Regions from separate parts of the Mus musculus genome. Here all the other regions are linked to region 3. The links are chromatin loops, found by intact Hi-C in ENCODE. Cell type or tissue: heart. All regions are shown on one strand.

Region 1 (8,000 bases), 52 kb before region 3:
CTGCCCCTTCAGACTGGTTCTCCCCACACCTGCATGGCTCCTTCTTCCTCCAGCTTCTCTGTCTTACCTAGTCTTAATCTAGGTCAGCCTTAATGTCACTTCCTCAGGGCGAGCCCAGGACATGTCCCTTCTCTCTGCCCATCCCAGGCTAGGGACTCCTTATCTCTGAATGTCTGTGAAATCCCCTCACTCTTTTCAGTCTCAGTCTCCAACTCTGAGAAATGGGCTCACTAGTGATCAGAAAGAGTATGGACTTAACAATGAGGGTGGGCAGCTTCCCACAGGAAAGTGAGGCCCATTGTAGAGAAGGACAATGGAGGCCAAGCCTGTGGAGTAGGGAGCAACCATTGACCTCTCCCTGGCTGGCTACTGGGCTCTGAGCAGGAGCTTGCCTACCACCTCTGCCCCACTGGATGGAAAAGACACATCCCTGCTACATCTGAGTTTACTCAACCCTCAACAAAGTCTCTCAGGGGCCATGACCTTACCCATTTTACAGATGTGAAAACGGTAGACAGCCAGGGAGAGAGGAAAACGCACAGGGGTTGTTGTGGTCACCTTGTTCCCATTCTTTCTCCCCCACCCCCTGGCTCGGGACAAAAGGTAAACGCTTACCTGCCCTGCTACCCTGGAGGAATGCTGGGAGAGAGGGTGTGCAGGTGGCCCCAGAGTGGAGCAGAGAGATAGCACTGAGGATACAAGGCATCTGCTCAGGAAATGCTGGAGAATCTTGGGGTCCACAGACACTTCTCCAGCTGCACTACACTGTATGATCTCATCCCTTCTCTCGGGACTGAATCCCATGTCTACACCAGCAGCTTCCAAATTTGTATCTCCCGTGGCCCTTCCCCCAGCTCACCACTGCCACCAGGAGCTGTCTAGGGCATCGTTGGCTCAATATGCTCAAGACTGAATCCCCACTGCCTTTAACTTATGCACACCACCCCACTGGCCCCTAAGGGCAGATCCTCAGGGTCTCCTGATCGCATGATGCCATCACCCCTGACCCTGAAGTCACCCTGGATTCCTGCTCAGCCCCTCCCACTCCCTCTCCTGTCTATCAGCCAGTGGGACCTGGCCCCACACAGATCTAAGCCCACATTCTCCGGCATCCCTGGAGGGGTGTCCTTAGACGTGGCTCTTGCCTCCTTCCTGTCTCCCATTTGTCAGAAGCATCTCAGGTCACCCTACCACTCCAAGGATCTTGAAAACAAACCAAATCCCTCGCCATGGCCTGAGGGCTCACAGATGGAGGTCCTGTCTACACCTGTCCCACCGTTCCTGCCTAAACCTTGTGGTGCCTGTTTGTATCTCAAACTGACCCTTTCCTGCCCCAGGCCCTTTGAACTGCTGTTCACTGGCCTGGGATTATTTTCTCCCAGCTTCTCACATAGCTTGGCCCTGCTTGGTTTTCCTGGGTGCAACCTTCCTCTAAGACCTTCTGAGCCCTCCGTGTGAAAGGCAGCCCAACTCCTGGGAGACAGAGTGCAGCTTACAGGTGTCTCGGTTTCTCTCTCTAGAATGCACAGCTTCACCAAAGACTCTCTAGTGTGACCGCTGTGGACCTTCCAAGAATGACAGCTAAATGACTGAGTGAGCTGGCCTCTGTAAAGGGAAGGGAAAGGAACAGCAGAGACTCAGACAAGACCTAGCAGGGTCCCGGACAGCTGCTGGGTCACCTCCATTGCAGAGCTGACACGAGGTCCTCCTGGATGCCTGGGAGCCTGCCTGGCCTGAATTGGCTTGTTTCCTCTAGGGAGTTTCCCACTTCCTCTCCGTGGGGGTTTGGCGCTCTGAAAGGCCCAGGAGAAAGAGCTGTTGTTACCATGTTCACGAGTCTGGGGACCCAGAGCTAGGCAGAGAGGTAGGGAATCTGTGAGGTCGGTCACGGGTGGGGCTGGCTGGAGCCTGACCCCACCCCTAGCCTCAGTACTGCTGCTGCTCATTTTGTGGCTTCTTCACTAGCTTTTAAGGGCTAACAAGCCTGCCCGCTTGCTCCTCCTCCGTCCCAGACCTGCATCTGGGCATCTTCCACGCCCTCCTGGCTGGAGCAGCGGCCTCTCGACAGGTCAACAGTTGTGGCTATCACCTGCTGTGGTCTGGGCTGGGTACTGCACTGGGCAAAACGTCATGGACAGGTTCCCAGTCTCTAGACTCTCAAAGCGTCTCTCTTCCATGGATTTAGCAAATGGCTTTTGTACTGGTTTAGGAGGTCCGGGTAAGCTTCCAGGGGTCCCCATTCTACAAATGGGAAATCAGATGTCTACACTCCAATCAGTCCCCATGACCAATGCAGGATCAAGATGGAGTCTGACAGGTGTCACTCTTTGGGAATATGTGACCTTGAGAAAAGCATCTAATTTCAGTTGCCCGTCTATAGGGTGGACACCACTGTGTTTGCATCACAGGGGCTACAGCAAAGCAGGGAAGGGCTCCAGTTTGCACCCCCTAACTAGAGCACACAGTCTGGCTTAGAACAGCAAATGCTCAGAGCATGGGAGATGGGGCTGTGGTATGCACACTGTAAAGTGCACGACACCCCTCCACGGCCCTGTCTTCAGGGCGCTGGACATTCCTCCATCCCCAACAGCCCTGACTGCTGGACCCCCGGGAAGGGGCTCATCTATATGGTTTCTTGCCTGTATCTGCAGCTCTGGGGTCACATGATCCAGAGACAGCTGCTCCTCTCTGCTGACAAGACAGACAGAGCTACTTCCACTGTGGCACGTCTACATCTCACCACTACATGGTTCTCACTCAGGCCCCCTTCCTCCCGCCACCCCACCCCCACCCCGGGGTGGGTTCACAGTGGCTTCCCAGGACGTGTAAGTGGTGGCATCAACCCTCCAGTCTGTCCATACTACACTGAGGTTTGGTAAAGGCAAGTGACTTGCCCAAGGTTTTCCAGCAGCACCTGGCTTAGACCCAGCTGTCACCCCACAGAATGCTTGTTCCTCTCTGGAAGGAGGGGCCGCCGCCGCCTCCCTCTCCCTCACGCCTGTCATTTCCTTAGCCATGAAGGTCATTGCAAGAAAGCAAGACTTTCTAGAAAGATGAGAGCTTGCACCTAGCGGGTGAGGGGTCAAGGTTAGCACTGGTGCATCCTCTCTGGTCCTGGCAGTCCCCTTCCCAGAGTGCACCTGAGCTTAGAATGAGCTGCTCTTTCTAAGAACCAGAAATGCCACTTCTGTCTTCCCTAGCTCCAAAGGAGCCTAGGGAGGTGGTGCGGAGGGGGGTCACGACCCTGCTTGCCCCCTCTAAGTCCAAGACCCTTTGTCTCTAAGGCTCTCCTCCACTCTGCCACCTGGCCTTCCCAGAGCCTTGTGGGATCAGAGGCCAGAGGAGGATTAGGTTCTGCAATGGCTCACCACCCCCCTCCTCGCCATCCTGCCTCCTGGACTTAGTCATCTCTGCCCTCTGCCGCCTTTTCTCTCCATCACAACCCTTCTGCCAGGCCAGGGGAGGAGGACGCTGACAAGCAGCCCCTTCCCAAGGGGTGCAGCGAAGGCAGGCTGCTCCGTAGAGGCTCACAGGCCGCTTCTCCTCCCGCTGCCATCCCCCCCCTTCCTTTCCTCGCACCGCAGCCCGCGCCTCCCCCTCTGCCTCTCTGCGCACGGATGGCGGCGGGAGCCGCAGAGGTGTGTGTGTGTGTGTGTGTGTGTGTGTGTGTGTGTGTGTGTGTGTGTGTGTGCGCGCGCGCGCGCGCGCGCCTGTGCGTGTGCGGGGTGGGGGGGTTGTGCCTGGTCTCCGATGCCTATGGGGCTGTGTCCTTTTCTAGGGACTGGGGGAGGGGGCTGTCCCCTGTCACGACCAGGAATTCCCATGGGGTCAGAGCGGGTTCCAAGGAGCCCAGGAAGGGGATATTGCCCTCTGGGTGCTCTCAGCTCCCAGTGAGGCGCTGAGTAATGTGGGCCCCCTCGGTGAGGGTATTGGCGATCAAGGACAGCTCTCTGCCGAGGTCGCTCTACAGACGATGGGGTGAACGAGGGGGCGTGAGTGGGGGGACTCCACTGATATCCGCGGGCTGGCGGGGGCGCTGCGGACCCCAGGACTCAAGCGGGGGGCGGGGGCGCTCGGTCCGCTAGAGCAGCGCCCAGACCGTCGGATCCCGGGGTGGGGACCCGGGGCACCGTGATGCGGGTGTCCGCGCCGCTCCTACCTGCCCACGAAATTCTCCAGCACCGAGCTCTTGCCGGCGCTCTGGCCGCCTACCACGGCGATCTGCGGCAGGTCGAGGTCCGCGTTCTGGCCGATGGCGGAGAAGGCGTCCTGTAACCGGTTAACCAGCGGGATGAGGTCTTCCATGCCGCGGTTGCCCATGGTTGCGGCGGGCCCGGCGGGCTGCGATCCGGCCGCCGCTCCTGCTCTGGCTCTTGGCCCCCGGCTTCGCGGCTGCAGCCGAATATCCCGACTGCGTGCGCCGCGGGTCCCCCGCCCCTCGGGGATCCGAGCGGAGCGCTTCTCCAGGCCGCCGCTAGATGGCGCGCGGGGATTCGCGGACTGGTCACTATGCGCAGACGCAACGCGGGGCGCCATGGGTGTTGTCGTTTTCTTCTTCTGCGGCTTTCGGGAGACTTACCTGTGTTTCTGGGATACGGATGCTGCACCGAAGATAATACTTTTGGTGATGGCTAGGGGTGCTAACTCTAGAAATGGGCTAGTATGTGGTGGTCATGATTACTTCATTTCAGCAGTTATTCCCAGTGGAGAAACTGAGGCCTTAGAGGGAAGATCTGGCACCCACAGGCTGCTGCAGTCAGCTGACCAAAGTCAACCCTAGTCCACTTAGCCTTTCTAGTCTAGGTTCTGACACTAATCAAAAATCTGCAGCATATTCCTTCCTATCCTGGGGCCTCAGTGTTTCTGGTTCTAGGAGGAAGAAAGAAAAACCATTGATTCAACAAATTACCAGGAGCCCATGATAAGCTAGACCCCTTCCTAAGTTTACAGACACAAAACTCGGCAGAACAGCTAGGGACTTTACACTCAGAGATCTTACAGGTGGTGGGATAGACGGGACACAGAAGAGCGTTTGTACTAGAAGAAACAGAGAAAACCAACAGGGCTTGGAAAGTCACATTAGCCAGAAGGGGGCAAAGGTTTTCCAAAGAAATTACCTTTGAAAGGGAACCTAACTGATAAGAAGGGGCCCGACACCCTGATGGAGTGGACAGGAAGTGCAAAGGCCCCAATACCTAGGAAGTGCTGCCGAGGAGAGGCAAAAGTTCTTGTCTTGAACTCTAAGGCTCCAAGAGGATGAGCGCCAGGCCCAGAGTGGCAAATAGTGCTATTCAAACCAGGGGTTCTTGCAGCCATACTTGCCTGTCCTTTTCACACAGACAGATAGTTGGATCTAGGTTCGGCTACTCACTTTTGCATCAAGAAGGACCTAGTTAGGACTCCTGACAAAGAAGCCAAGAAAGAGAGGGTTATCGGGTCACTTCTATGTTCTGAGACTAGGGAAGTGCCCTAGGCATTAGAGACTATCCATTTTTTTCACCCACTGAATGTGTGGTTGCTGAGCAGGCTAGCTCCCGCTAGACCCCAGAGACAAGGCAGTGACAAGCCACCTACAAGTGGCTCAAAGTCAAGTGGAAAAGGGAGGGGTCATATGCCAATAAATATGACTCTTTCCGGGGGTGATGAGTGGAGAGCAGGGCTGGGGCAGGGCTTGTGTTGTTAACTCATACAGGATAATAATGCTGGAACAGAGACTAGAAGTGTGTGGACCATGAGCCCAGTGAGAAGGGATTTCCAGTTAGGGGAGAACCACCCAGACCTTACCTCTGGGTCATTTCTGGGTCATAGCTATCTAATCTGTAGAGTTGGCACAATGACAAAATAGAATGTCTGTGTGAGGCCCAGCCCAGACCTGGTGTGCATTGACCCTCATTAACAACCATGCCAACCACATCAGAAATCCAGGAGCTGAAACACCAGCCCCAATACCCCTCATCCAGAGCCGCTATTCTCAGCCAGCCTAGAGAGGACAGGGATGTGAGCCAAGGTGACCAGCACCATCAAGTTAGGCTGGGCATACAGTTTGAAGATGTCTGTCTGGACCATTGCAACTGAGCTTTTGTTATTCTTCTTTATCCTTCTGAGGGGAAAGTGTGACTCTAGTGCTCCACTGCTACAAATAGTGCAGTTGAGTTTCCCCACATTTGGGGACCTCACAGGGTCAGCACACCTTGGGAAAACCACTTTCTAGATCATGACGTCTCTCCTGCCAGCTAAGTATTATGATTTCACCCCTTAAACACAGTGGTAAAACTTACTGTTAAAACCACACTCTCGGGCTGGTGAGATGGCTCAGTGGTTAAGAGCACTGACTGCTCTTCCAAAGGTCATGAGTTCAAATCCCAGCAACCACATGGTGGCTCACAACCATCCGTAAGGAGATCTGACTCTCTCTTCTGGAGTGTCTGAAGTCAGCTACAGTGTACTTACATATAATTAAAAAAAGAAAGAAAGGGGGCTGGTGAGATGGCTCAGTGGGTAAGAGCACCCGACTGCTCTTCCGAAGGTCCGGAGTTCAAATCCCAGCAACCACATGGTGGCTCACAACCATCCGTAATGAGATCTGGCGCCCTCTTCTGGAGTGTCTGAAGACAGCTACAGTGTACTTACATATAATAAATAAATAAATCTAAAAAAAAAAATAAAAAAAAAAAAAAGAAAGAAAGAAAGAAAGAAAGAAAGAAAGAAAGAAAGAAAGAAAGAAAGAGAGAAAGAAAGAAAGAACACTCTCACTGAGCGTGGTGGTGCACACCTTTAATCCCAGCACTCGGGAGGCAGAGGCAAGTGGATTTCTGAGTTCAAAGCCAGCCTGGTCTTCAAAGTGAGTTCCAGGACAGCCAGAGCTATACAGAGAAACCCTGTCTCCAAAAAAAAAAAAACCACACTCTCCAGAAGTATTTGAAAGCCTCAGGGCTATCTTCCCATCTTTGGGTCAGTGTTAGAGCTGAGAGTTCATTCTGTAGCCTACCTTTTATCTTTACAAAATGAGATTGTGCTAGCTGCCCTGTGATACTTAATCCTGGAGCCACTGGGACATGGTGGGAAGTTGGTCAGAAATCCGGGCCTCACCCAGGACATTGTGTGTCACAACTTGAGTGTAACAGGGACCAAGTTCTCTAGATATTGCTGGGCACACTGAAGTTGGGGTGTGGAAGAGGGTGATGCTGTGGGCAGAGGATATTGCACACAGGTGTCAATTGATAAGCAAACGCACCTGACATACCCTTTGACCCCCTATTCGAGAAATAGTTTTGTCAAGGCTGAAAGAGGGCTTCTACAGAGAGAGTCCAAGTGCAGAGATGCTGAGTGTTCTGAGGGCCAATACATCCTTCAAATGAGAGCTCCCAAAGTGGCTTTGGCCCTCTGCTTTGAACCCTGGGAAGGGTGGATGCTACGCTGAGCTCCAGACGTTTGGCCACCACGGAGCCCAGTTATTAATAGGAGCATAGCCTAAGCCGTTCCTCCCAGCCAGTGACTGCCCTGGGCGCTTCCTCTGGCTCCATCTCAGAACTTAATAGCTTGCTATGACAGGTGAGGAGAATGAGGCACAGAGCGGCTGCCGAGTAATGTGTCCAAGGTCACAAAGCCAAGAAGTGACAGAGTCAAGCTGCCAGTGGAGGCTGGTGTGACTACTGACAGCATCGTCTGTACTGAGAGTCTATGTATTTTCGTGTGTTGGTGTGTGAGTGTGTGCACGTGTGCATGGATGTGTGGGCAGAGGGTGAAAGAGAAAGTCGATGGTGTCCTTGGCTGCCATCTACCTTGGTTTTTGATATGGGGTCCCTCATTGGCCTGGGGCTCCTCTTGTAGGTACAGCAACTGACCACCTGCCCTGGGGTCTTGCTCTTTCTGCTTCCTCTGCACTGAAATTACAAGCATGGGCTCCATCCTGGGCTTTTTAAATATGTCCTGGGGGTTCCAACTCTGGTCTTTATCCTTACAAGGTCAACCCTTTACCAAGTGAGCTATCTTCCTAGCTA
Region 2 (8,000 bases), 160 kb after region 3:
GAGTCCTGTTCTCCAACTCAAAGTTCTGTTCTAACACACCTGGGCAGAGCAAATGTACTGAATATGGCCTCTGGAGCTCACAGTCTGGTTATAATTTATCATTGCAGGACCAACTTGTTCCCTCAGGTGCATGGTGCCAGCCAAGTGACCTTGGGTGGTCTGTCTTAGTCAGGGTTTCACTGCACAAACATCATGACCAAGAAGCAAGTTGGGGAGGAAAGGGTTTATTCAGCTTACATTTCCACATTGCTGTTCATCACTCAAAGAAGTCAGAACTGGAACTCAAGCAGGTCAGGAAGCAGGAGCTGATGCAGAGGCCATGGAGGGATGTTCTTTACTGGCTTGCTTCTCCTGGCTTGCTCAGCCTGCTCTCTTATAGAACCCAAGACTACCAGCCCAGAGATGGCACCACCCACAAGGGGCCTCTCCCCCCTTGATCACTAATTGAGAAAATGCCTTACAGCGGGGTCTCATGGAGGCATCTCCCCAACTGAAGCTCCTTTCTCTGTGATAACTCCAGCTTGTGTCAAGTTGACACCCAAAACCAGCCAGTACACTGGTCTGTCTGTCTGTCTGTCTGTCTATCTATGTTTTTCAAAGCAGGGTTTCTCTGTATAGTCCTGGTTGTCTTGTAACTCACTTTGTAGATCAGGCTGGCTTTGAACTCACAGACATCCACCTGCCTCTACCTCCAGAGTACTAGGATTCAAGGCGTGCGCCTCACTCCCCGGCTTCTTCCGCTTGACTACTCATTGTGTCCTCCACACAGGATACAGGCTTCACTGTGGGCAGGTATCTTAGTTAGGGTTTTACTGGTATGAACAGACACCATGACCAACTCAAGTCTTATAAAGGACAACATGTAATTGGGGCTGGCTTACAGATTCAGAGGTTCAGTTCATTATCATCGAGTGGGGAGCAGGGTAGCATCTAGGCAGGCATGGCACAGGAGGAGCTGAGAGTTCTGTATCTTCATCTGAAGGCTGTTAGTAGAAGACTTGCCTTCCAGGCAGCTAGGATGAGGGTCTTAAGCCTATGCCCATAGTGACACACCTACTCCAACAAGGCCATACCTCCTAATAGCGCCATTTCCTAGGCCAAGCATACACAGACCACCACAGCAGGTGACATGGGAAGGGACAGAGTTGGGACCAGAGCTCAGAGGCTGCCCTGAGTTGGTGTTAGCAGCTGGTAATGATGTCTACCTTCTACCCTTAGGTCACCATTGGCATGTTCCTGCTCTCTGGGGACCCCTGTTTCAAGACGTGAGTGTCATCCTGGCTATAAGTGGGAACGGGGGCTATGAGATAGTCTTTCTTTCTTCAGGTTCTGGGGTACCCCTGGCTCCGCTTGATTCTGAAATTGGAGCACCCCAGTCACATACCCCTCTGTCCTCCTAAGGCCACCGTCTACCGCCAAATCCATCTCCATCCCGGGCCAGGACTCCTCCCTGCAGCTGACGTGTAAAGGTGGTGGGACCAGCAGCGGTGGCAGCAGCAGCACCAATTCCCTAACTGGATCCCGGCCCCCCAAGACCCGGCCCACCATCCTGGGCTCAGGTACCATCTTCATCTGCTTATCTCTCCCCTGCCTATGACCACCTTCTCCCCTGAACATTCTGTCCCAGGAAAATGCTTATCAAGAGGTAGGTGCAGGCATGGTAGGCAAGATGTCTTCACTCACAAGACAGAGACAAAAGGATCTGTGAGTTCCAGGCCAGCCAGGGCTATCAGTGAGACCTTGTTTCAAAAAGAGGGTGATAGGGTGGTAGAAGGGGCAGCGTGCTTCTGCTGGTTCTGCCATTGATCGTGAGTGAATACCATGATAGCTTCAACCCCACATACCCTCCTAGAGCTACTCAGTACTGGGAGGTGGAGAAGCCCCAAGGTGAATAGTGAGCAGATAGCACATGTCTGGAGCTGGCCCTCCAGACCTGAGACCTAGGGTAGACCTAACTACCAGGGCTTGGCTTTTCCCTACGCCCAGCTTTCTTGCAGACCCAGCATCCAGGGGAGGTCCAGTGCAGAAAGCTGCTGTTGCTACCTGCCTTGACTTGCTGTGTATAGGCAGAGGGGCTTCCCGGCACCATTGTGCTCTCTGTCTTATGGAGGCTGGTGAGCAGAGGAGACAAGGTTATCTCAGCACAGGAGTTGCCCTTGAGTAAACAGTTCTGTTCTGGGCAGAGTAGTACTTGAAGACCCATGTGTCTTAGCAGCTGGTTCCCCTGCCTGCCACATGCACAAAACATGTTGAGAACCTGAGCTGGCTTAGCCCATGTGTATCATCCCAGAGTGGGAAGGTAGAGGCAAGAGGATCTGAAGTTCAATCTACATAGTAAATTCAAAGCTGGCCTGGACTACAGAGGACCCTATCTTAAAATAAAAAATGGGCATGGTGGTGCACATCTTTCATCCCAGACGTCAGAGGCAGGTGGATCTCTGAGTTAGAGGCAGCTTGGTCTTTATCATGAGTTTTAGGTCATTTGCCGAGTGAGACCCTATCTCAAAAGACCAAACAAAACCCTACATGGCTTTGGTTGGAATCCGGGCAGACCAGATTTCATCCAGTAGCCTGGTTGTTTATACACGCTCATCTCCAGTGGAGGAGGAAAGGGTGAGTCCGGTCCTCCCCTTCTGTGTTGGTTGGCAGGACTCGGATGTATGCATTCTAGGTCCATGCCTAGGCCCACCTAGTTCTCTTGTGTTTACAGCTGGGGAGCACAAGGGAAGTTTGCTTTGAAATGACCTGGAGCATCCTCCACCCAGACCTACCCTTTTCCCAGATTTGTCCCTGAACCCAAGCTCTTGTCAGTTTTAAGGCCTTTAGTATGCCATCCCACATGGAAGACCCTGTGCCTGCTGCCTGCGTCTCCCCTCCTTGGTGTCCTAACACGGCATTAGGTGGTCTGGGAAGAGCCTTCCCTGATCCACAGACTGACCAGGCCTTGCACGTGTGCTGCTTTAGCGTCACACCACTCACCATGATTGTAGATAACTGGCTAAAGGTCTGTGACAGATGTATTCCCAACAGCTGTGGAATGGGTTACCTGGGTACCGAGAGTAGCATGTGGCTTATAGCAGATTGCTGCTTCTCTAGCCCTTGGTCTTCAGTCTGCAGAATGGAGTCACAGTGCCCCATGGAAGGCTTGTTGAGGTTACAAGTGAGGTAGCACCTTAATGGAGCTTTGCGCCTCTCCCCAGGACTACCAGAGGAGCCAGACCAGAGCCTGTCCAGTCCTGAGGAGGTGTTCCACTCTGGCCACTCCCGCAACTCCAGCTATGCCAGCCAGCAGTCCAAGCTATCTGGTGAGTGGTCGGGACCTAACCCTGGGACCTCCCACAGCCCTGGGCCCCTGTGATCACCTCCCCAATATTGTCCACCCCCCAGGCTACAGTACAGAGCACTCTCGCTCCTCCAGCCTGTCTGACTTGACACACCGCAGAAATACATCCACCAGCAGCAGCGCCTCTGGTGGCCTCAGTATGGCTGTAGAGGGTCCTGAGGGCATGGAGAGGGAGCATCGGCCCTCTGAGAAGCCACCTCGGCCTCCTGAGAAGCCCCCACGCCCCCCACGCCCCTTGCATCTATCAGATCGCTCTTTTCGGTGAGTCTCATTGTTTGGGGCTGCCTGGTAAACAGTTATTCCAGTGCTCCCTTCAGTGCTCCCTTCAGTGCTCCCTGCAGTGCTCCCTCCAGCTCTTTGCATCTGCCCACACAGGGTTAGACAGAGTAGAGTCTCCATCTCAGCGTGCCAAATGATTATGCTGTAACCAAGGGCTGAGTGTAAAAGTGCTGCCGGGGGTGGGTCTGTGTGTAATGTGTATAGACACGACACACCTTGTCTGAGCACACAGGTAGTTTGGCTTCAGGGAGGCTCCTTAGCCCCTTAGTCCTAGTCTGTTGCTTGTCAGCACCCTCCCCTGAGATGAATGAGGTGAAAGGGTGGCTAAAGTGAAGTGCATAATGGGGTGTGCATAAAATGCTTTAGAGTTGTAGGTGCTGGGAGCATACTTGTCTTGCTGCTGAACTTGTCACTGTGCCGTCATAATTCTGTCCCTCTCCCCCAAGGCGAAAGAAAGACTCTGTGGAGAGCCACCCAACCTGGGTAGATGACACTCGAATTGATGCAGACGACATTGTGGAGAAGATAATGCAGAGCCAGGACTTCACTGATGGCAGCAACACTGAGGGTGAGCTGCTCACTCCAAGCCAGCTGGGGTAAGGGTGGCCTCCAGAGGCTGTCCCTGTCTGTCCCTCTTAGCCTCATCCTCCCTTTTGTCCCCACAGACAGTAACCTTCGGCTGTTCGTGAGCCGTGATGGCTCCACCACACTGAGCGGCATTCAGCTGGGCAACAGGTAGGGGCGGGGACAGGGAGGTGAGACAACCATGGGATCCCCAGCTTCAAACATTCTTGTTACCAGTGACCTTGGGCCCCACCACCTTCAGAGTCCTTTGCTAACTATGCCTTCCCATAGGCCTTTGTACAAAGTGATCTGCAGTATTTATGGTTCCCCAGGCCTTTGAGGCAGTGAGTGAGAGTAGTGTCCAGTGTGCAGGGGCGTCCTGGGGCGTTTCCTTGTGTTCCTGGGAGCTAGGAACATGTCTTTGGAACTTCTGCATCCAGAGCACAAAAACTTTGGAGTATGTCTTGTGCTGCTCTGCTGACCCCTGTTGGCTGAGACTAGAAATTACAACCACCCTCTCCCATCAGTCCTGGGCTGCCTAGGGTGGAAGAGCAAGAAACCACAGGAACCTCCTTAGGCCATTTGCAAAATGAGAAGCCAAGATTGGAGGAGGGAAACTAACCTGGAGGAGAATAGATGTGGCCCCTTCCCTTTCTCCTGCCTTCTTAATGAATCTTAGCAGTCCTCCAAACCTGTTTTCATTTGTCAGATGACACAGGGAACAGTTTCTCCTTGCCAGGGTCACTATGAGAGGACTGGTCCACCCAGGTGGGTACACAGCAGGTGTCCAGAGGGGACCAGGCACAGCTGTGGACCCCACCATCACCACCACCACTACCAACTCTGATGCTATTTCTGTCACCCTGAGCAAATGACTGAACACCTCTGGGGCCTCAGTTTCTGCCGGACTGTTAAAGACTGGCAGAGTAACTGCATGTGAAGCTCTCTGGCCAGGGGATTGCTCGGCAACTGCAATTTCTCAACTGCTCACCTTTCTCCACCCTGCAGAGTCTCCTCGGGAGTCTACGAGCCAGTCGTAATTGAGAGCCACTGAGGGACCCAGGAGTCCGGCTGAAGAAGGGTCCTGCCATCTCTGGCACCCAGGCCCGTGGCATTCCTGGAGGATCTGCTCTGCATTGCATCTGTGCCTCCTCTTACTCTAGCCACACTGGCCCCCAAAGCGTCATTCCATTTTCCTCCCATCCACCCTGGAACCACTGGTCCTGGGTGCCACTGTGAATATTGTCCTCCGAACCACTAGAAAATGGGGCAAGATGGAGCTGGCCAGGACTGCCCTGACTGGAGAGGACCTGGGCCCAGCAAAGGACACAGCCATTCCATGTTGGGTGCTTGTGGCCTGCCCCATCCCTCCATCCCCCACGACCCACTTCAGGAGCAGCAGCTTCAGCCAGGCTGACGGGGCACTTGCTCCATTGTCCCTGCCCTTCACGAGCTGGGCCACCCCAGAACCCTGCCACCTGTGACCCTCTGCTTACTGCTTCACTGTCTTTTCTCTATCCTGAGGAGACCTGCAGGCAGCTCTCTCCTGGGAGCTAAGACCTCAAACCCCACACTCTGGATTGAGACCCCACCTCCTTAACTGTCCTCCTGCTGCCCTGCAGCCTGCACTTTGCACATGCTTGTCCCCAGCACAGCCACCGGCCCTTGCCCTTCTCCAGACCTCCTGGGTGCTGTCTGCTGTGCAACCAGACCTAGGGTACAGTCGCCCGGCTGGAACGTGGCACTACCCCTTCCCTCTAATTAACCCCAAACTCAGACCCAAGACCGGAGCCTAGAAGGGCCTGAGCATCATGGTTCCATCTGCCCAGGGCTGGGTCCTGAGCAGCTGGCCTTCCTGCAGGAAAGGAAGGACGAGGCCCAGCCGTGCTGGGTAAGCAAAGGCCTTTTCCCCTGCTCTCATGTCAGCCGGCCTGGGCTGGGTTCCAGGCTAGAGAGTCAGCCAGGTGGCCTGTGACTGGGTGAACTGGAGCTGGCTTCCTGCCAGACGAGCCTCAGCCCTCCTGGGCAAGGGGTGTGCTTTCCCTGGGGAGTCTTCCCCCTACTACTCACCCTCTTGGTACCTCCCCAACCCCAGCACTTTCTGTCCTATAATTTGCTTAAGGAGAGTATAGGCTGCCAGCTCAGCCCTGGATAAATTCCCACCCCCTTAAGTTTCACTCACTTTGTATCAACCCAGCAGGCTGGTGTTTCCTTGGCCCCTTAAGGTGTTTTTCCTCCTGAGTTCACAGTTCTTGTATTCCTTCCACCCCAACAAGGGGAGATAGGTGCCTCTGTTCCCCATTCCACCTGCACCCCAGCAGGGCTGGGGATAGGCGAGTATGGGACATTGTTTCTGTGGGTGGGGATGGCTGGACTCCCCAGGTTGGGAAGGTCCTTGCCTAGTTTGTGTCTTCCTCAGCTAGCAAAAGTTGGGGCTGTGGTCTTAGAGCTGCCTGGTGTCAGGACCAGATCATTTCTATAGGTTCTGTAGCCGTTGTTTTAATCAGCAGATGAATGTTAGAAGATGCTGCCAAGGCAAGGCAGAACATGGCTAGAGAAGGTTCCGGCAGCTCAGATTCCATCCTGCCCAGCAGGTGCCTGGCACTTTAAGGGACTCTGGCAGCTCTGTTCCTAGGTGAGGTGACCACCAGAAGATGGACAGAGCCCTAGTGTGCTTGTCTACTACCTTCCCCAGTCAGCATTGTTTTGGTCTAGTTCTAAATTCCAGGGCTCCAAACCAAGCAGTTGGTACTGTCAGGAAGACTGCCCCAAACCAAGAGCCCCTGCCTAACTCAAGCCAAGGTCTGGGACTGGATGGCCACTCCAGTAGACGAGAGCTGCCACATCCTCTGCTTCCAGGCACTGGGCCAGGATAACTTAGCTGAAAACATGACCACAACCAAATGAACACTGGTGGCAGCCAGAGGCTAAGAGCCTTTCCTCCTGCGCTCAGTGATCCCCACGGGTGCCCAGAGCACCTGGACTTCAAATTCTATATACAAAGATAGAGGATATATTAGAGGTATTTTTGAAAAGGAATTGGTCTATGCAATGCCAGTTTGGGACCTGTAAGACAGTTTAATGTTTCTATTAGAGAGATATAAAAGATCTGCAATATTTTTAGGGTTCTTTTCTGGTTACCCTACAGCTGACCACGTGGTCTGGCAGGATGAGCAGGCCCATCTTCTTCTGTGGGGAGAATTTGCTTTTGTGTTATTCCTTTCTAACCAGGTTACCACTGCACCCCATTCCGTGGGCTGTTCATATCTGTCTCAGCTTATAATAGAAAATTATGTCATATGGGGAAATCAGCCTAGTGTCAATGTTTGGTTTGGGGGTGGAATTAAATGCCGATGTTTTTGTTACTGCTTTTTGTTGGTGTTTCTTTTCATTCTCATCACCGTGTTGACTTGGGGGCTGCTAACAGGAGTTAGCCATGTATGTGTAAGATGACATGCTGGGGAAAGTAGGTTAGTGTTCTCCAGTCTGACCCCAGTCATAATGCTCACCACAAACACACACATACATATTACATATATGTCCACACATGTTTGTATGAATATGAATGGGCACTTGACAAAGGTCGGAGAACACCTGTTACTCCTGAACCTCTTCTTGTTTGAGACGGTGTCTCACTCTGGTTTTGGGGAAAGAATAAAACGTTTTTATTTGGTATTTATAAGGTTTCCTTTAGCCATGAGGTTTAAGGAGACCTACTACTCCTCATGCCTCCAGAGTGTTGGGACTACAGAAATGCACCACCATGCCCAGCATCAATTCGGGGATCTTAAAGCCCCACTTTTGGTCCTAATCA
Region 3 (8,000 bases):
TCATCACTTATTACCCACCCATGAAGGCCATGAATGACCAGGGCAAGGAGGTGACCGAGTTTTGCAACAAGTACTGGCTCATGCTGGACGAGAAGGAGGCCCAGCAGATGTATGGCGGGAAGGAAGCCAGGACGTGAGTGGATCTGCGTCTGCATGGAGCTGCAATGAGGGGTGGGGTGGACCAGGCAGAGTCGGGTGCTCTGGGGCCAAAAGAACCTTTTACAAGGGCTGCATATCAAACACCTTGCATATTGGATGTTTATTACATATTCACAACAGTAGCAAAATTTCAGTTATGAAGTAGCAATGACATAACTGTATGGTTGGGGGCCCCACAACATGAGGCATTGTATTGAAGGGTCTCAGGGTTAGGAAGCCTGTGGAAGACTGAGTGTTGGGGCAGAGCTCTGGCCCTGGCTCAGGGACAGAGCAACACTCTCTGTGTCCTGCATCTGCAGGGAGGAGATGAAGTGGCGGCAGTGGGCGGATGACTGGCTGGTGCATCTCATCTCTCCCAACGTGTACCGAACACCCGCTGAGGCCTTGGCTTCCTTCGACTACATTGTCCGTGAGGGCAAGTTTGGGGCTGTGGAGGCTGCCATGGCCAAGTATGTGGGCGCGGCTGCCATGTACCTCATCAGCAAGCGCCTCAAAAGCAGGTGATGGCTCGTGCAGTGGTATGCATACACAGCAGAGGGCCCGTTCTCCCCAGGCCTGGCATGGCCTCTGGGTAGCGTCCATCAAACCCCTCAGGAGGGGAAAGGGAAACTGAGCCTAGAGAAGAGAAGCCAGGCCTGGGACCCAGCTCGGCTGATCAGTCCCTAGCCCAGGCTTTGGGGTCAGAGCCATGGCCTTACCCTGTGCCCTCTACTTCTGTCTCCTTGTCAGGGTCCCTTTTCATCTTGAGCCACACACTATCACTCGAGGGTCATTTACTCAGTGATGTAGGGACCGTCCCCTCACCTAGGGCCACCCCAGTCACCCTGTCTTTCTGCTTTATGCAGAGGAGGCTGTGCTCATGCGGGCCTGGGAAGGAGTCCCCTGACCCAACCGTTCTCTCTACCCAGGCACCACCTGCAGGATGATGTACGGGTAGACCTCTATGAAGCAGCCAACAAGTGGGTGACAGCCGTGGGTAAAGACCGGCCATTCATGGGGGGTCAGAAGCCTAACCTTGCTGACCTGGTACGTCTGATGGTGAAAGAGTGACCTGCCTTTGGGTAGGGACAGTGGGGAAGGGAAAGCCCGGGGAAGGCCCGCCTTTTGCAGCTCCCTGCTCCCCAAAGGAACTGTGTCTGTTTTCCGTGTGTGTGTGTGTGTGTGTGTGTGTGTGTGTGTGTGTGTGTGTGTGTGTGTGTGTGTGTGTGTGTGTGCATGCGTGTGTGTTGTCAGGGGAAAAGCAAAAGCAAACAGCTTCCATGGTTCTCATACCTGCAAGGCTCTTGAAGGAAGGTTCAGGCTGGGCAGGATCCAGGGGCCTAAGTTGGAGTGGCATGGCCTAGGCTTCCTGTCCAATGTCCTAGCTCAGTCGCTGCATGCATGGGCTCTAGGCCTTAACCTGCAAGTCTCACTGGCCTGGTGTTAGACCCTATCCCTGAGCAGTCTTGTAAGTTAGCCTTGGTCTGACCAAATGCCGAGATATCTCCTCTTCAAAATCCTACACAACTGGCAGCAGCCAGGCAGTGTGGATGCCTCATCTGAGGCCTTGGTGCCCCCACGGCCCCAGTGCAGTGACTGGTCCTTGATCCCTCCCTAGGCAGTGTATGGTGTGCTGCGAGTGATGGAGGGTCTGGAGGCCTTCGACGACCTGATGCGACACTCACACATCCAGCCTTGGTACCTGCGGATGGAGCGGGCCATTGAAGAAGCCCCCTCGGTGCATCATGTCAACCCTAGCTGCAAAGACTAGTTGCTAGGGACACAAGACCTGGACCAGCCCCTGGCTGTGCTCACAGAGGGCAGAGTCATTTTGTCTCTGGTCCACCTAGCCCCCAGTTCTCTGCTTCTGATACTGGACATTTCTAGGGCCCTTGACGCTGAGGACAAGGCCCAAACTTACAGCTGTTCTGTGGGTAAAGGGTCTGGGGTCTCAAAGGCCTACCCTTCAACCCCAGTTCAGAGGCCTGGTCCCCTAACAGGGACTCCTTTTCAACTCTGCTAGGGCCCAGTCCCTTGTTGACAGGGATCAGACTGGCTCCTGCCCTGGAGGAGGGGAAGGCAGTGTGTTAACAAAGCCCCGCCCACATGCCTCCAGGTTTCAGCTCTTCGAAGGTGCCCCTGGGACTATTGTATTTGTAATAAAGGAGAGGTCTGCCACCCCCTCTGGTCTGACAATGGTGCTGCTGGCGCTGCCACGGCAGGCTGTATTAGCCCTGGTGCCTCTGCCGTGGAGTTGGTGCCCACTGAACATCACCAGGATTTGGTGTTAGTCTGATTATGTTCCCCACTGACCATGGCGCTCTGGGCAGTGATGTTCCTGTCCAAGCCTCCATCTGTCAAATGGGTACATTGATAGTCCTGCCTCTGAGAAAGTTGTGGGGAAATTGGGTATGGGAGCACACGCTTGTAATCCCCACAACCTGAGGTGGGAGTAGGGGTTTAGTCTGGGGTTGCGGCATGAGACCCTGTCTCCCAAAGACAGAGTGGGTCTGCAGGCGCAGCTCAGTGGGTAGCATGCTGTCTCAGCACATATAAAGCCCTGGTTTCCACCCGGGCTGTCATTTATGCAGGGTGTGGTAATGCGCACTTAGTGATCCTGGCAGGAGGCAGGAAGATCAGAAGTTCTAAATCACCTTCATTCATATTGAGCTTGAGGCCAGCTTCAAAATACAAAACACCCAACGATGTCACCGTGGGATGAGGAGGTTGGGGGATGGGTACAGGTCAAGTCCACATTAGGACACCAGGCCCAACAAGGCCAGGTATATAAACCTCTGCTGTACAATTAGGGGCTGTGCCCCAGAGATACTGCTGAGGGTCCCTCAGGCAGCCTGTGGTCGACCCAGGTTGGGACAGTCCGTAGAATCTTGTTTTGTTTTTTTAATGTGTACGGGTTTTTGCTTGCATACGTGTCTGCACCATGTATATGCCTGGTGCCTGTGGAGTTGGAAGAAATCTTCAGATCCCCTAAGACTGGAGTTAAGATGGTTGTGAGCCAACAAACCTTCATCTCTCCATCCTTGCATTCTGTGGGTTGCAAAGCCATGGGGTGGTAGGGAGGGGCAGAGGAGCAAGATTGGGGTAGAGCATAGCCAAACCCCAAGCCTGCATGTCCCAGCACTTAGCCTGTACCCCCACCATTGCCCCCCGGAGGAGGTCATGTAGTCCAATGGCCGTGTTAAACTCCCTCTCCCCTTAAAAGGTCATGTCCAGCAGCACTTGAATTTCATTCTTATGCAGATGAGGTATCCTCAGAATTCACAGGTTGTGAGGTTGCAGTTGCAGGTGATCTGCTGCTACAGGTAGGGAAGCAGAGCCTGAACAGCAGCATCCCTGTTCCCAGCCTCCATGTCCCCTCTCAAGGCTCTGTCAACTGCTGTTCCCTGGTACCTCGAGGAGGCCGACTCACCCCTCAATCCCACTGTACCCAAGGAAGCAGCTGGTATACACATTGCCTTAGTAATGATTTCACTGCTGTGAACAGACACCATGACGGAGACAACTCTCATGAGGACAACATTTAATTGGAGCTGGCTTATAGGTACAGCACTGAGTCCATTATCATCAAGGCAGGAACATGGCAACCTCCAGGCAGGCGTGGAGCAGGAGGAACTGAGAGGAGACTCATCTGGGAGATGAAAGTCTTTCATCTTCATCTGAAAGCTGCTAGCAGAATACTGCCTTCCAGGCAGCTAGGATGAGGGTCTTAAAGGGCATGCCCACAGTGACACACCTACTCCAACAGGGCCACACCTGCTAATATACGAACCACCACACACATATTGTGGTGAGATGTCTCCTCACTAGGACACCATAGCCCATAGCCCGGGAAATCCCACTGCTGGTAGCCTGTGTTCTCCATGCTCCTGCACTGGATCAGTTGTGTCTCGCCTTGGCTCCCCCTTGAAGTCATCTGAGTTGTGTTTCGCCTTGGCTTCCCCTTGAGGTCATCTGATTTAGGAAGCAGGTAGGTTGTGTCTCAGGTATCAGACATACCCTCTCTCCTCATCTCCACAGACATGATGTTCGTGTTTTCTTCTGCCTCTGCATTCCACAGAGAGCAGAAGGGCTGGTGGAGCCAGGGGAATCAAACCTGAGTGTTTTCCCCAGAGGTTGCTGTAGGTGGAAGAAGACTGCACTGGCTGGCCGGTGATGAAAACCCCAAGGACCATGCTAGCCAGACTGGCTTCCTATGACTTTAATGGAGAAAGACTGAAGTGGCCACACTCACTAGGCCTAGCAAGCTTACCTTTCTTCTTTTAGCGTGCTTCCCACAGCCACCAGGAGGCACTAGAGAGCCTACAAAGCCTTCAGGAGATGGAAGGAACATGGTGCTGCCACCTTGTGGCCAATTTCAGGTTTGGTTAGGTGATCTTCATTGTCCAAATAGATGTCTGGGCTGATAGCTCCAGCATTTAAGCATTTGGAGATAAGTAGGAAAAATCACATTTCACAGGGGTCAGAACTGTCCCAGGGACCAGTGCCTGGTCTCTGTCATGTTCACTCTAAGTCTCCTGTGGTCTGCTTTTGAGAAAGCTCTCTGTAGCCCAGGCTGGGCTGGAACCTGCCATATAACCTGGGATGACCTCGAACTTGTACCTCCTCCAATCTCCTAAGCGTTGGGATTATAGATGTACATCATGTTGCCCATAGTCTTGGCTGAGCAGAGTTTGGGCCTCTGTCCTCTCTTGGTTGCGACCTTGGGCAAGCCTCATTCCTCCGGGGAACTGGCATCAGTGAGCATCTGTGGGGTTGGTGAGGTTGGGGTCCAGAGGTGTTTGGAAGATGCTGCAGGCTTGTGTATAATCAGTGACATCAGCTCTCTGCCTCAGAATAACATCCCTGTGTGTACTGGATGGTTTTGTGTGTCACTTAGGCACAAGCTGGAGTCATTGCAGAGAAAGGAGCCTCCCTTGAGGAAATGCCTCCATGAGATCTAGCTGTAAGGTATTTTCTCAATTAGTGACCAATATGGGAGGCCCAGCCCGTCGTGGGTGATGTCACCCCTGGGCTGGTGGACCTGAGTTCTATAAGAAAGCAGGTTGAGCAAGCCAGTAACATCCCTCCATGGCCTCTGCATCAGCTCCTGCTCCACATTCCCACTCCAGATTCTTGCTCCTTGAGTTCCTGTCCTGACTTCCTTTGGTGATGAACAGCAGTATGGAAGTGTAAGCCAAATAAACCCTTTCCTCCCCAACTTGCTTTTTGGTCATGGTGTTTTGTCACAGCAATAAAACCCTGACTAAGACATTATGTTTCTCAGCACTGAGTCAAGGACACCGGAAAATCCTGGAGAATCCTGAGAACGAGATACTTCCTTCATGGTAGAGAGAGAGAGAGAGAGAGAGAGAGAGAGAGAGAGAGAGAGAGAGAGCCCCCAGGGAGGGCTAAGGGATTTTTCCTGTTTTTGTCAAATTTCCACTTAAAAATATTTAGAAGATGCTTTCCTCTGGCGGCAGCCATCAGGTGAGCCAAGATGGGTGCATACAAATACATCCTGGAGCTATGGAGAAAGAAGCAGTCCTATGTGATGCGCTTTCTTCTGAGGGTCCGCTGCTGGCAATACCGCCAGTTGCACAGGGCTCCCCGCCCCACCCGGCCTGATAAAGCTCAAAGACTGGGGTACAAGGCTAAGCAAAGCTATGTCATTTACAGGATTCATGTCCGCCGTGGTGGTCGTAAACGCCCAGTTCCTAAGGGTGCAACTTATGGCAAGCCTGTCCACCATGGTGTTAACCAGCTGAAATTTGTCCGAAGCCTTCAGTCTGTTGCTGAGGAGAGCTGGGCGTCATTGTGGGGCTTTGAGAGTCCTGAATTCCTACTGGGTTGGTGAATATTCCACATATAAATTTTTTGAGGTTATCCTCATTGATCCGTTCCATAAAGCTATCAGAAGAAATCCTGACACCCAGTGGATCACCAAACCAGTCCACAAACACAGAGATGCGTGGGCTGACATCTGCTGGCCGAAAGAGCTGTGGCCTTGGAAAGGGCCACAAGTTCCACCACACTATTGGTGGTTCCCACCGTGCAGCCTGGAGAAGGCGCAATACTCTCCAGCTCCACCATTACCGCTAATACACATGATATTTGTAAAATTCATATCCAATAAACAATTTAGGACAGTCAAAAAATATTTAGAAGAACTATCTTAAAGTATTGAGCACATACATGTGCACGTGCTTGTGCGAGTGTGTGTGCGCATGCGTATGGAGGCAAGGAGCATCCGTTGCACACACACACACACCCAGGAGCTGGAGAGTGTCATTGTAAGCTCCCTGACATGGGTGCTGAAAACTGAACCTGGGTCTTCTGTAAGAGCAGTCTTGTGTTAACCACAGAGCCAACCAATTGTCTGGTTCTCCAGTGCGCCATGTTCCCTGGACATCACTTCTACTGTTTTTAACCCAATAGGAAGGGTTTCGGTGGGTGGGCATGCTTGGTGGTACCAGAGAATGAGTACCTTTCTGTTTGTCTTTTGAGACAAGATCTGGAACTCAGTGTGTAGCTCCGCTGGCCTCATACATACTTTGCTTTACAGCGTCCCGAGTGCTAGGGTTATTAGTGTGTGGTTACACGCTGTGGGATCCCTATGTAGGATCCCCTTTGAGCTGACTCAAAGCTCGTCATCCCCAGAACATGTTGCACTTGATGTCCTGAAGGGAATTTCTAGGTGGGATCAAACTGCTGACTTCGAGATGGAGAGATTTGTCTAGGCAGGCTCTAAAAGCAATCAAGAGAGGCAGGCAGAATGCCAGGTAGTGTGTCACAAAACTGTAAACCCAGAACACCAGGAAGTAAAACCCAGGAAGATCAGAAGTTCAAGGTCATCTTCTTCCTCTACAAGGTGAGTTTGAGGGCAGCCTGAGCTACATTAGAAATATAAAGCAAATAGACAGAGACAGGATCAGAGTCAGGCTGTATCTCTGTGTGGAAGCACAGTGGCTGGGGAGTCAGAAAGGGTCACAAGTCATAGAGCACAAAAGCTTCCAGAAGCTAGAAGACAAACCATACAGGAGGAGCCAGACCGGCTGACACATTTACTCTAGGCAGTGTTACTGACTTTGGACTTCAGGCCTCCAGAAACTGGCATGTTCAGAGTCACTGAGTTTGTGGTTCCTGGTAGGAGCAGCCCTGAGAGGCAAACAGAGATGCCCCCAGTAGAGGGTGGGTAGGAAAGAGAAATGAATGGGGGACTTGGCACGGAGAAAGAACGAGATCTCTTGTGTCTCCGTCTGTAAAGGTACAGGGAGGCAGATACCCACACTGGTGCCCTCTCCATCAGCCTCAGCAAGTGCTAGGAGAGAGAAAGCTCCCTCCAGGACCACAGGCTGGCCTCACAGTGACAGAAAATGGCAAGAACAGCCGGACGTGGTGGTGCACGCCTTTAATCCCAGCACTTGGGAGGCAGAGGCAGGCGGATATCTGAGTTCAAGGCCAGTCTGGTCTACAAAGTGAGTTCCAGGACAGCCAGGGATACACAGAAAAACCCTGTCTTGAAAAACTCCAAAAAAAGAGAGAGAGAGAGAGAGAGAGAGAGAGAAGAGAGAAAGAGAGAAAGAGAGAAAGAGAGAAAGAGAGAAAGAGAGAAAGAGAGAAAGAGAGAAAGAGAGAAAGAGAGAAAGAGAGAAAGAGAGAAAGAGAGAAAGAGAGAAAGAGAGAAAGAGAGAAAGAGAGAAAGAGAGAAAGAGAGAAAGAGAGAAAGAGAGAAAGAGAGAAAGAGAGAAAGAGAGAAAGAAAGAAAGAAAGAAAGAAAGAAAGAAAGAAAGAAAGAAAGAAAGAAAGAAAGAAAGAGGCAATATCTCATTTCACTGGGATGCTCTCCTGTCTGGTCCTGTGCT

Evidence for each region. Peaks named below come from ENCODE experiments on the same cell type or tissue, not always from the same donor. Only the 100,000 strongest peaks of a DNase experiment are listed, where the experiment ranks them.
Region 1: a loop joins it to region 3, with 5 times the contacts of the local background. A loop is called at or near these places in 8 of 42 quality-filtered maps.
Region 2: a loop joins it to region 3, with 4 times the contacts of the local background. A loop is called at or near these places in 28 of 42 quality-filtered maps.

The regions. Positions count from the first base shown.
Region 1 is chr2:32,348,890-32,356,889 of GRCm38, forward strand. It overlaps Dnm1 (dynamin 1), which reads right to left and starts at 4,440. Exons shown (of 23, transcript NM_001301737.1): 1 at 4,160-4,440. The coding sequence starts at 4,320. It overlaps Gm39787 (a long non-coding RNA gene), which reads left to right and starts at 6,870. Exons shown (of 2, transcript XR_866125.1): 1 at 6,870-8,000. It also overlaps the pseudogene Gm52590. In heart, a CTCF peak has its summit at 6,633 (motif pointing left); DNase peaks (open chromatin) are centred at 1,765, 3,552, 3,962, 4,462 and 5 weaker places; H3K4me3 peaks cover 2,205 bases; H3K27ac peaks cover 3,154 bases; H3K27me3 peaks cover 3,716 bases.
Region 2 is chr2:32,562,201-32,570,200 of GRCm38, forward strand. It overlaps Fam102a (family with sequence similarity 102, member A), which reads left to right. Exons shown (of 11, transcript NM_153560.4): 5 at 1,219-1,265; 6 at 1,402-1,559; 7 at 3,201-3,305; 8 at 3,388-3,604; 9 at 4,069-4,190; 10 at 4,288-4,357; 11 at 5,195-7,550. The coding sequence ends at 5,240. Among named protein-coding and RNA genes, the nearest start is that of Dpm2, 4.7 kb to the right of the region's middle. In heart, a CTCF peak has its summit at 4,685 (motif pointing left); DNase peaks (open chromatin) are centred at 4,383, 4,653, 4,951, 6,141 and 1 weaker place; H3K27ac peaks cover 480 bases.
Region 3 is chr2:32,400,420-32,408,419 of GRCm38, forward strand. Ptges2 (prostaglandin E synthase 2) reads left to right here. Exons shown (of 7, transcript NM_133783.2): 4 at 1-133; 5 at 459-659; 6 at 1,068-1,185; 7 at 1,757-2,321. The coding sequence ends at 1,909. It also overlaps the pseudogene Gm13413. Among named protein-coding and RNA genes, the nearest start is that of Ptges2, 8.5 kb to the left of the region's middle. In heart, a CTCF peak has its summit at 4,469 (motif pointing left); DNase peaks (open chromatin) are centred at 4,211 and 4,492; H3K27ac peaks cover 5 bases.